Linked DNA regions of Homo sapiens: region 1 is linked to region 2. A link is a contact called in ENCODE Hi-C data. All regions are on one chromosome and are shown on one strand. The core of a region is the stretch at or near the end of the contact, and the rest is flanking DNA. Distances in the headings are between cores, read along the strand shown. Region 1 has its middle 220 kb from the start of MIR4422. Region 2 holds the start of PLPP3 (phospholipid phosphatase 3).

The links. Hi-C counts contacts between places; a loop is a spot of excess contacts on that map. Pooled maps may share reads with other maps.
Region 1: a loop to region 2 is called in a map of ascending aorta, with 2.7 times the contacts of the local background. The contact joins the enhancer-like site here to the promoter of PLPP3 in region 2. A Hi-C loop is called at or near these places in 2 of 168 maps with a recorded cell type or tissue (ascending aorta and gastrocnemius medialis) and 10 of 50 pooled maps.

What each region holds. Positions count from the first base shown.
Region 1 is chr1:55,442,344-55,446,646 of GRCh38, forward strand. No RefSeq gene overlaps it. Among named protein-coding and RNA genes, the nearest start is that of MIR4422, 220 kb to the left of the region's middle. Within about 2 kb of position 1,313, at least 11 of the 41 ENCODE cell types and tissues checked have a DNase peak (open chromatin) inside an H3K27ac peak, as active enhancers do; they include ascending aorta, where a contact is called at or near this core.
Region 2 is chr1:56,578,310-56,582,323 of GRCh38, forward strand. It overlaps PLPP3 (phospholipid phosphatase 3), which reads right to left and starts at 1,254. Exons shown (of 6, transcript NM_003713.5): 1 at 569-1,254. The coding sequence starts at 707.

The DNA.
Region 1 (4,303 bases), core at 63-2,562, 1.1 Mb before region 2:
GGTCACAGCCTGGGGCCTGCTAGAAGCTCAGCCCAACATTATTTGATAGAATCAGTTAGTTGTCAAAGCATCAACTTGAAAAGAGAATTCAATTTTCCCTAAAGTTGAGGAAAACAGGCTTTCTTCCCTATTTCCTTCAGTGAAAACAGGGAAAACACACACAAGAGAGTTCGAGTGCTAGATGCTGACCTTTTTCTAAACAAAGCTTCTGTTATCCATTTTCTCTGTCTTCCTACCTGACCCAAACCTCTTCAGATGGATGCAGTTTTCTTCTTTAAAAATATTAGTATCTTCAAGCAGGTTACAATCAAGGCCTCCGAGTCTAGGTGCCTTCCTACCTCCTTCCAGTGGCTGTGATGCTCCATGAAGTGTTTATATTTAACTCATGGAGAGCAACCTTATTTTTCTAGTTTTTTTTTTTTTTTTTTCCTGAGACAGAGTCTCGCTCTGTTGCCCAGGCTGGATTGTGGTGGTGTGATCTCGGCTCACTGCAACCTCCACCTCCTGGGTTCAAGCAGTTCTCTGCCTCAGCCTCCCAAGTAGCTGGGATTATAGGCACCTGCCACCATGCCCGGCTAATTTTTGTGTTTTTAGTAGAGATGGGGTTTTACCATCTTGGCCATTCTGGTCTTGAATTCCTGACCTTGTGTTCCACCTGCCTCAGCCTCCCAAAGTGCAGGGATTACAGGCGTGAGCCACTGCACCTGGCCTTTTTCTAGTTCTTAAGAAAGAGTGGTGTGTGGCCTGAGTCACTTCGGTCTCTAAGACCTGTGGTCTCCTACCACACCTTGCAGAGTTGTGGTAAGGATTAGTGATAGCATGCCGAAAGCATATTATTCTGTAGACTCCATGAAGGCAGGATAAAGCCAGCCTTGTCCCCAGATGTATCTCCATTTCTTAGCACAGTGCCCTGCATGCAGCAGGTACTCAGCACATCTGTGATAAGTAGGAATGTGAATGAATAAACATAGCACATTACCAGGGAGACAGTAGGTACTCAACAAACCCTAGCCATGATACACTATTACCCTGCTGCTCTCTGGCCCTTAGTCTATGCATCTGTATTAACAAGGGCTTGGACTAGTTGGTCTCTAGGGTACTCTCCAGCTCTGACATTCTATGCCTGAATCCAAATACTCCAGAAGCAACCTGGGGCTCAGGGAGGAAAGATGATCTTCTCAGCATGTGCACAGAATTATTTGGCGTGTTCTCCATGTGAGACGAAGAGCCTGTGTACCGTCCTGAGGCTCATTCTGCCCTCTTCAACACACCATCTGGACCTCTCCACTTGGCAGTTTGCAACATCTGTCAGAAGTGCTTGGTGCCAGGATGACTCTTGCTGCAAGCATGTCCTTGGAAAGCTCTGGAAATAGGGAGCCTGCCGGGAGTTTATGTAACATGCTGAGTGGCCAGAGGACTGTGCGCAAAGGGCTCTGATCCCATAGCGGGTCAGCCTGCTATGACCACTCAGGGTGACTCAACTGATTGTCACATGCAACTTACAAACTGCTGACGACAGAGAGCACTGTGGTGAAAGGGACAGGAAATTCTGCCTCTGCTTTATATACTTTTTGGTGGTTATTCCCCTTTTTATTCTAAAAAGGAAGGATTTGAGATTGCTGACTCAAATACAAAGAATATAAAAAATAAATTAGAAAATCAGAATGAAAGGTGTAGGGGAGAAAATATTTCTTTCCCAACCTATTGCAAGGTTTATGACTGATATCCCAATGACAAAGACAGATTAACAAGAGAAAAGCGTAACTTATTTGTTTAATATAGTTTTACATGACTGAGGAGTCTTTGGAAATGAAGGCCCAAAGATCCAGGGAAAGCTGCATATTTTTATGGACAGACATAATAGAAGCTTGATTGAAGGACAGAAGGGTATCATCCAATGGTGCAAAATTAGGGGGAACTTAGCAAGGTTTATTTGTTCAGATTCTTCTTGGCCTCTGGATATAGGGCAGGACACTTCTGGAATGAGGGTCTTGTGACCTACGTTTAGGGGAGGTAGGTCAGAGAATTCTTTTGTGGCCTGCTTCAGGATAGAAAGGCCAGAGAAAGTCAGAGAGACCGTCCCACTTTTATAGTTTTCTTAATTTCCTCCAGCTTAAAGTCCTCCGTGTGTCAAGATGCCATATTTTGGGGTATTATATTGTGAGCCCTGACAAGGGAAAAGACTTGCTGGGGGTCTCTTCTACTTGCCTCTTCAGACCTACTCCACCTGCCGTCCTGCTGTCTGCCCTGGGGCACTGACCATGTGGCTTATATCTGGATTTTTACTGGCTTTGGCCATGGGGCGCACCAGCAGGAGATCAGAGGGAGGAGGGGAGTGAGGTCCTGAAGTCACTTTGGGCAGGCTGTGTCCTTCCCTAGAGGACACAAATCCTCTCAAATTGACCTTCTCAGTAAGACTCTTTCTTTCTAGACAGGTAATTGCTCTGTCTCCTGGGACTAGTGGTGAAGCTCCACTGTTATTGGCCCCTGGATAGTGCACTGTCTGTTGTACTTCCCCTATCTCCTGCCCACAGCTCTGTAAATAGCCCCGTTTTAAATAAACCTTTCTTGAATTATCTTAAATTGAGTGTTCCCTCTGTTTCCTGTTAGGACTTGACTGATACATAAGGATAGAAAATACAAGAGGGAACCAGAAATAATGCTCATGGATGAGATACAAATTGTAGTGCCCTGTACATGTGCCAAAAAAAAGATGTGAGTGTGTGCTATCCGTTTGACTTGAGCTTCCTAGTGACCAAAGCAACAGAACCATAGGAGGAGGTCTCCAGTCATCATTTCTTACCACCAGAGTCTAAGGGACCTTACTACATAAAACTCTGTCACTCCCATTATCTTGTGGGTTAAACTGTGTCCCCCAAAATGATAAGCTCAAGTCTTAGCCACTAGTACCTATGAATATGATCTTATTTGGAAACAGGGTCTTTGCAGATGAGACCACCTTAAGATGAACTGATAGCAAAGTGGTGTGGGCCCCTAATCCAATGACTGGTGCCCTTAATGAAGAGAGAAATGTAGACACACAGAAACATACTAGGAGGATGCCATGTGAAGATGGAGGCAGAGGCTGGAGTAATGCCCAACTAGAGGTTAGGAGAGACACATGGAACAGTTTCTCTCTGAGTCTCTAGAAGGAACCAAACTGGCCGACACCTTGATTTTGAACTTCTGGTCTCTGTAACTATGACAGAATAAGTTTCTGTTGTTTTGAGCCACCCAGTTTGTGGTACTGGGTTATGACAGCCCTAGAAAGCAAGTACACTTTGAAGTGGCATCAAGACTCTTGATATGACTATGCCTACTTTCTAGCTTCATCTCCCACCACTCACCGGCTTGCCCTGTTTGTCTGGTTCTTACATCACTGTGCTATCCCAGAGTCCTCAGCCTTTTGGCTGTATTCTTATCACAGCCTGGATTGCCTCTTCTACTTTTCACCCTGATAGATTCAGCTCAGGCGTGGCTTTCCCCAGGAACCCTTCCCTGGCTCTCCCAGCTGTCTTGGGTCCATCTCCTTTGAACTCCCATATCATTGATAATAGGCACCTGATGCATTTGTTTCCCTCCCTCAACAGTAACCTCCTCAAGAGTGATATCATGTTCCTCTTTGCATCCCCAGGGTCTAGAACAGTGCCTGGCACACAGTAGATTCCCAATAATATAGATATAAATATCCTCAGCAGGATATTTGTTTGGGGTACCTGCTACCAGCCAGGTACTTTTCTAGCCACTTCATATGCACTTCATTTGTGGTGAGGAAATTGAAGCTTGCATAGGATACTGTCTAAGTTATGTGTCCATAAGTGATGGAACTGGAATTGAAATTAGATCTGACTGACTATAGTCTAGTCTCTCCCATTCCAATCTGCTGCCTCTTTACATTGGACAGAAAGAGAAGGGCCAGGTTAGGGAGGATCTAAATGCTAGATTTTTGTCCACAATAAACTCATCTTGAGCAATCAGCTTTGAGCCCTGCATGAATGTTGATCAAATGATTGTGTATTTACTAAATCTCTTTTTGCTTTTGCTCAGGAAGCAGAAATGTTTATTTCTTTAAAAAACACAGTTGATAAGTGGGGCAATATGGATGGGATACTCAGTCCTTTGAAGAGGCTGAGATTTCTATTGGCAGAACATTAAAAATGAGAGATGCTGGTTTTAAGTCTGAATAGCAATGCCATTTTTCATTGCTGTGTCATACTGTGTCTGTGCAGCTCAGAAATGATCGCACCACCCAGACAGCCATTCCTGTCTGTGTTCCAGCCTGCCTTCTAGAGAACACACATTT
Region 2 (4,014 bases), core at 4-2,503:
CCGTGCCCAGCACCAAGCCCGGGGAAAGCACCTACAGGAGAGGAGCAAGTGAAAAGGCCGGCTAGCCAGTCTGGCGAGCCTGGGCAGCAAAGGCGGAAGGGCTGGATGTTTACATACAGCCGCCGGGAAGGCAGCTCGGCTCCAGGCAGGAGCCCGACTCTCGGGGCGATCCATTTCACTCGGATGGAGGGCGACCAGCTAGCTATACGCTGGCTCTAGAGCGCGGCTCAACCAACTTCCCCTACGCTAAAAGGACGAACCCACACCTTCCGCGGGATTCCGCCCGGGCTTCCAACGTGGAGACGACTTTTACTGAGCTGGTTTAACAGTTGCCCACGAACGCTTAAGCACGCCCAGACCCACTCAAGTACAGGCCAAGAAGTCGGTGGGATCGGGGAGGGCGGGGGCTTCGGGCCTGGGCGGCGCAAAGGCTCCCCAGGAAGGCTGCGGGGGCCCCCCGGAGCTGACGGCGCGGCGCGGCGCGGCGCTGCGCGGCCCCGGACTGGGCTGGGACGCGCGCCGAGGGACGAGGGGCCGAGGGGCCGAGGGACAGCGGGGCTGGGCTCACCCATGAAGAGGCAGAAGAGGTCGAGGCAGATGAGCAGCACCCGCTTGCTGCCGCTCCTCCTCGGGTTGTTGTTGAGCGCCGGGCTGCCGCCGTTCTTGCTCTCCGGGACGATCGCTTTGTCGTACTTGTAGTTTTGCATGGCGCTGGCTGCGGCGCGAGCCTCCCGCCCCGCGAAGACGTCCCGCAACAGCAGCCACACACCCAGGCGCCCGGGTCGCCTCCTGGCCGAGGCTGCTGCGGATAGTGGCGGGTCGGCCCCGGCTCCGGGCGCGGCGGCTAGAGTGCAGCCGGGGCTGCCTGCCTCCAACTGCAGAAGGTGGTGTTTTCTGCTCCTCCTGCGCGCCTCTGCTTTCCTCTGTCAACCCTAAATCGTTCTAAAGTCCAAGGGGAAGAGAGCCAGATCCCGAGCAGAAACTTTTGCAGAGCTGCGCAGCTTGGGGCGCGCTGTTGTGGCGCGCGTCTGAGTGCGCGAGCGAGCGAGTGGGCAGCGCGGGCGCTCGGCCACCTTCCTCCGCAGCTGGTTCCTTAATGAATGGGAGCTGCGCTGAGCCCAGCAACTCCGGAGCGCCAGCCCCAACTCTAACTTTGCCTCCTCCTCCTCCTCCTCCTCCGGCTCCTCCTGCTCCTCCTGCTGTTGGTGCTGCTGCCGCGGCGGCTGCTGCTGTGATCGCCTGGGTTTGTTTTCTGCACTTTTATTTCACGAGGTCCTTTAAAAAGAGAAGACGTGGGGGGAGAGAGAGAGAGGGACCTCCTTACTTGGCTCGGATGGGATTCCGAAAGCACAGCCCCTTCCTTAAGCTGCCTAAGACGTAGGATAATTAAGGCCACATTTTCCCCCACCCCCTTCAAAAAAAAAAAAAAAAGTCCTAAAAGGAAAAGTTACTCTCAAACCAGAGAAACCGGGAGCCCCTAGCGTTCAGAAACACCAAATTGTCACCAAAGAAAAAATATATATAAATAAAAAGAAACATTTTCTTGCTGGCCTTGGGTCAAGTAAAAGTTAGGGCTGTACAGCTAAAATGCATTTTTCCTCACCTACAAACCTGAGGCTTTCAGGTCTTTATTGTGACTTGAATTGTATTACCCTGAAAATATAATTTTTAAGGAAAACAAGTTGTTTGTTTGTTTAAGATCTTAACATCCAACACCGGGTACTACGCTAGATTTTGAGAATACTAAAATGAAAAAGACTGCACGACTGTGGAACCACATCTCCTGGATTTCAATCCTGTGACTCTGTGCCTCAGTTTCCCCGTATGTAACTAGAGATAACTGTTCCTTTTCATATAGGGTGGTTGTGAAGACTTAATTTGTTAATCCGTATAAGCTCCTAGAACAGTGCCCAGTACATAGGAAGTGCTCTGTGAGGGTTAGCAATTACCTTTTTTCTGGGTGAAGGAGTCTCAGGCAACCCCTCTCTTGGCCCCAAGAGTAATTCTACTACTATGGGGAATTCCAGGGCAGCCAAAATGCTCTCTGCTTGAGTTTCAGACAATCTAACATTTTTCCTTAGAGGCTGGCATCTTATTTTTAATTATTTTATGTGAGTTAATCTTTTTTCCAGATAGAGAATAAACATTTCCAGGGCAAGGGCCTTCCCTTGTATCTTCTATAGTGCCTAGCATGGACCTGGGCACAGTGGACAATAAATGGATGTTTTTTCCAGGTGGTTCTTTGTGTGCATTCAGAAATGGAAATATTTGTAGCTTTTTGATACATTATATGAATCATGTTCTTTCTTACACTGACTTGTTTTGGGTTTTGATAACTTTATATGCAGCCACCATCAACCCTTTCTGGTACAATTGCCCTTTCTGGTACAATCCTTTCACACTCCACACCCCTGCTCTCCTGCACGCTCTGCCTATAATGCATACCCTTTCCTCCTCTAGTTAGGGAAATGCTTCTCTTGCTTTAGTATCCTCTGAAATGTCACCTCCTCTCTGAGTACTTTCTTCATTCCTGCACAGAATTAACTTCACTGTCAACTCTTTGCTTCTAACTATTTTTTTTTCCCCCGAGATGGCGTCTCACTCTATCGCCCAGGCTGGAGTGCAGTGCCTCAATCTTGGCTCACTGCAATCTCCGCCTCCCGGATTCAAAGGATTCTCTTGCCTCAGCCTCCTGAGTAGCTGAGATTACAGGCTCGTGCCACCACACACGGCTATTTTTGTATTTTTAGTAGAGATGGGGCTTCACCATGTTGGTCAGGCTGGTCTCAAATTCCTGACGTCATGATCGCCTGCCTCGGCCTCCCAAAGTGCTAGGATTACAGGCATGAGCCTATGTCAGCCTGATTTGGTGTTACAGATGGTAAAGACTAGCAAACTGTGTAGGTTATCAGCGCCGCGGCATCTCTCTAGTACCTAGCACGGGATTTGCTGTGTACTGAATTAAGCTCAAGTTAGCACCGGTTAGTAAGTGGGGCTTGCAAAGAAAGACAACATTGCTATCTTCTGGAAGCAAGAAGATCTGACTCTCCCAAGAAGTTTTGGAGCTGAAGCATCCAACTGCAAATCACACACAGCACTCTCAATTCAAATAGCACAGGTAAAAGCCAGGGTAGTTCAGAAGGCAGATGCTTGAGATAGCTTTTTCTTGAGAAACACCTTCTCTTGAAAAGTTAAAAGAGTGGAAACAAAACAAGGCCAGGTTCATAATTACTGACATTCTAAGAGGAATTCAGGATTCCAGGGTCTTTGCCTACTCAATTGTCTTTGTAATTATAGTCATCTTTGAAATTCTTAGTCACCAAACCATGCTTTTGGAATTCCAATCTAAAAGCAAGCTTTCTTGAAACTGCAGGCCTCTCTGATCTTTCCCTCCTTGGAGCTCTAAAAGACCTTGAGTAGATACTCAAGGTCTTATTCCACTGGACACGGCCCTATCTGATTACTTCACTTTGCAAATCATGAAATTACTTGCAAAGTGAAATAATAAGACAGGGTCATGTGCAGTGGAATATAGTGGCTTGTCTTACTTGCAAGTGGTCATAATTTGTCCCTCAAACATTGTTAGCTCCATGAGGCGAGAGCCTTGACCTTAATACCACAATCAATAATGGTGAAATCCTAAGTCAAAGAAAGAAATAGTAACTACATGAATTTTATAGGTACCTCCCTGTATGTTTCCTGTCTGCTTTTCCTTATCTGTGAAATGACTTTTATTAATTTAAGAATACACATATTTTTAAAAGTCAGACTGGCTGGGCGCAGTGGCTCACGCCTATAATCGTAGCTCTTTGGGAGGCCAAGACAGGCAGATGGCTTGAGGCCAGGACTCCAAGATCAGCCTGGCCAACATGGTGAAACCCCATCTCTACTAAAAATACTGGTGTGGTGGTACAGACCCATAGTCCCAGCTACTCCCTGAGGCTGAGACACGAGAATTGCTTGAACTGGGCAGGTGGATGTTGCAGTGAGCCCAGATCATGCCACTGCACTCCA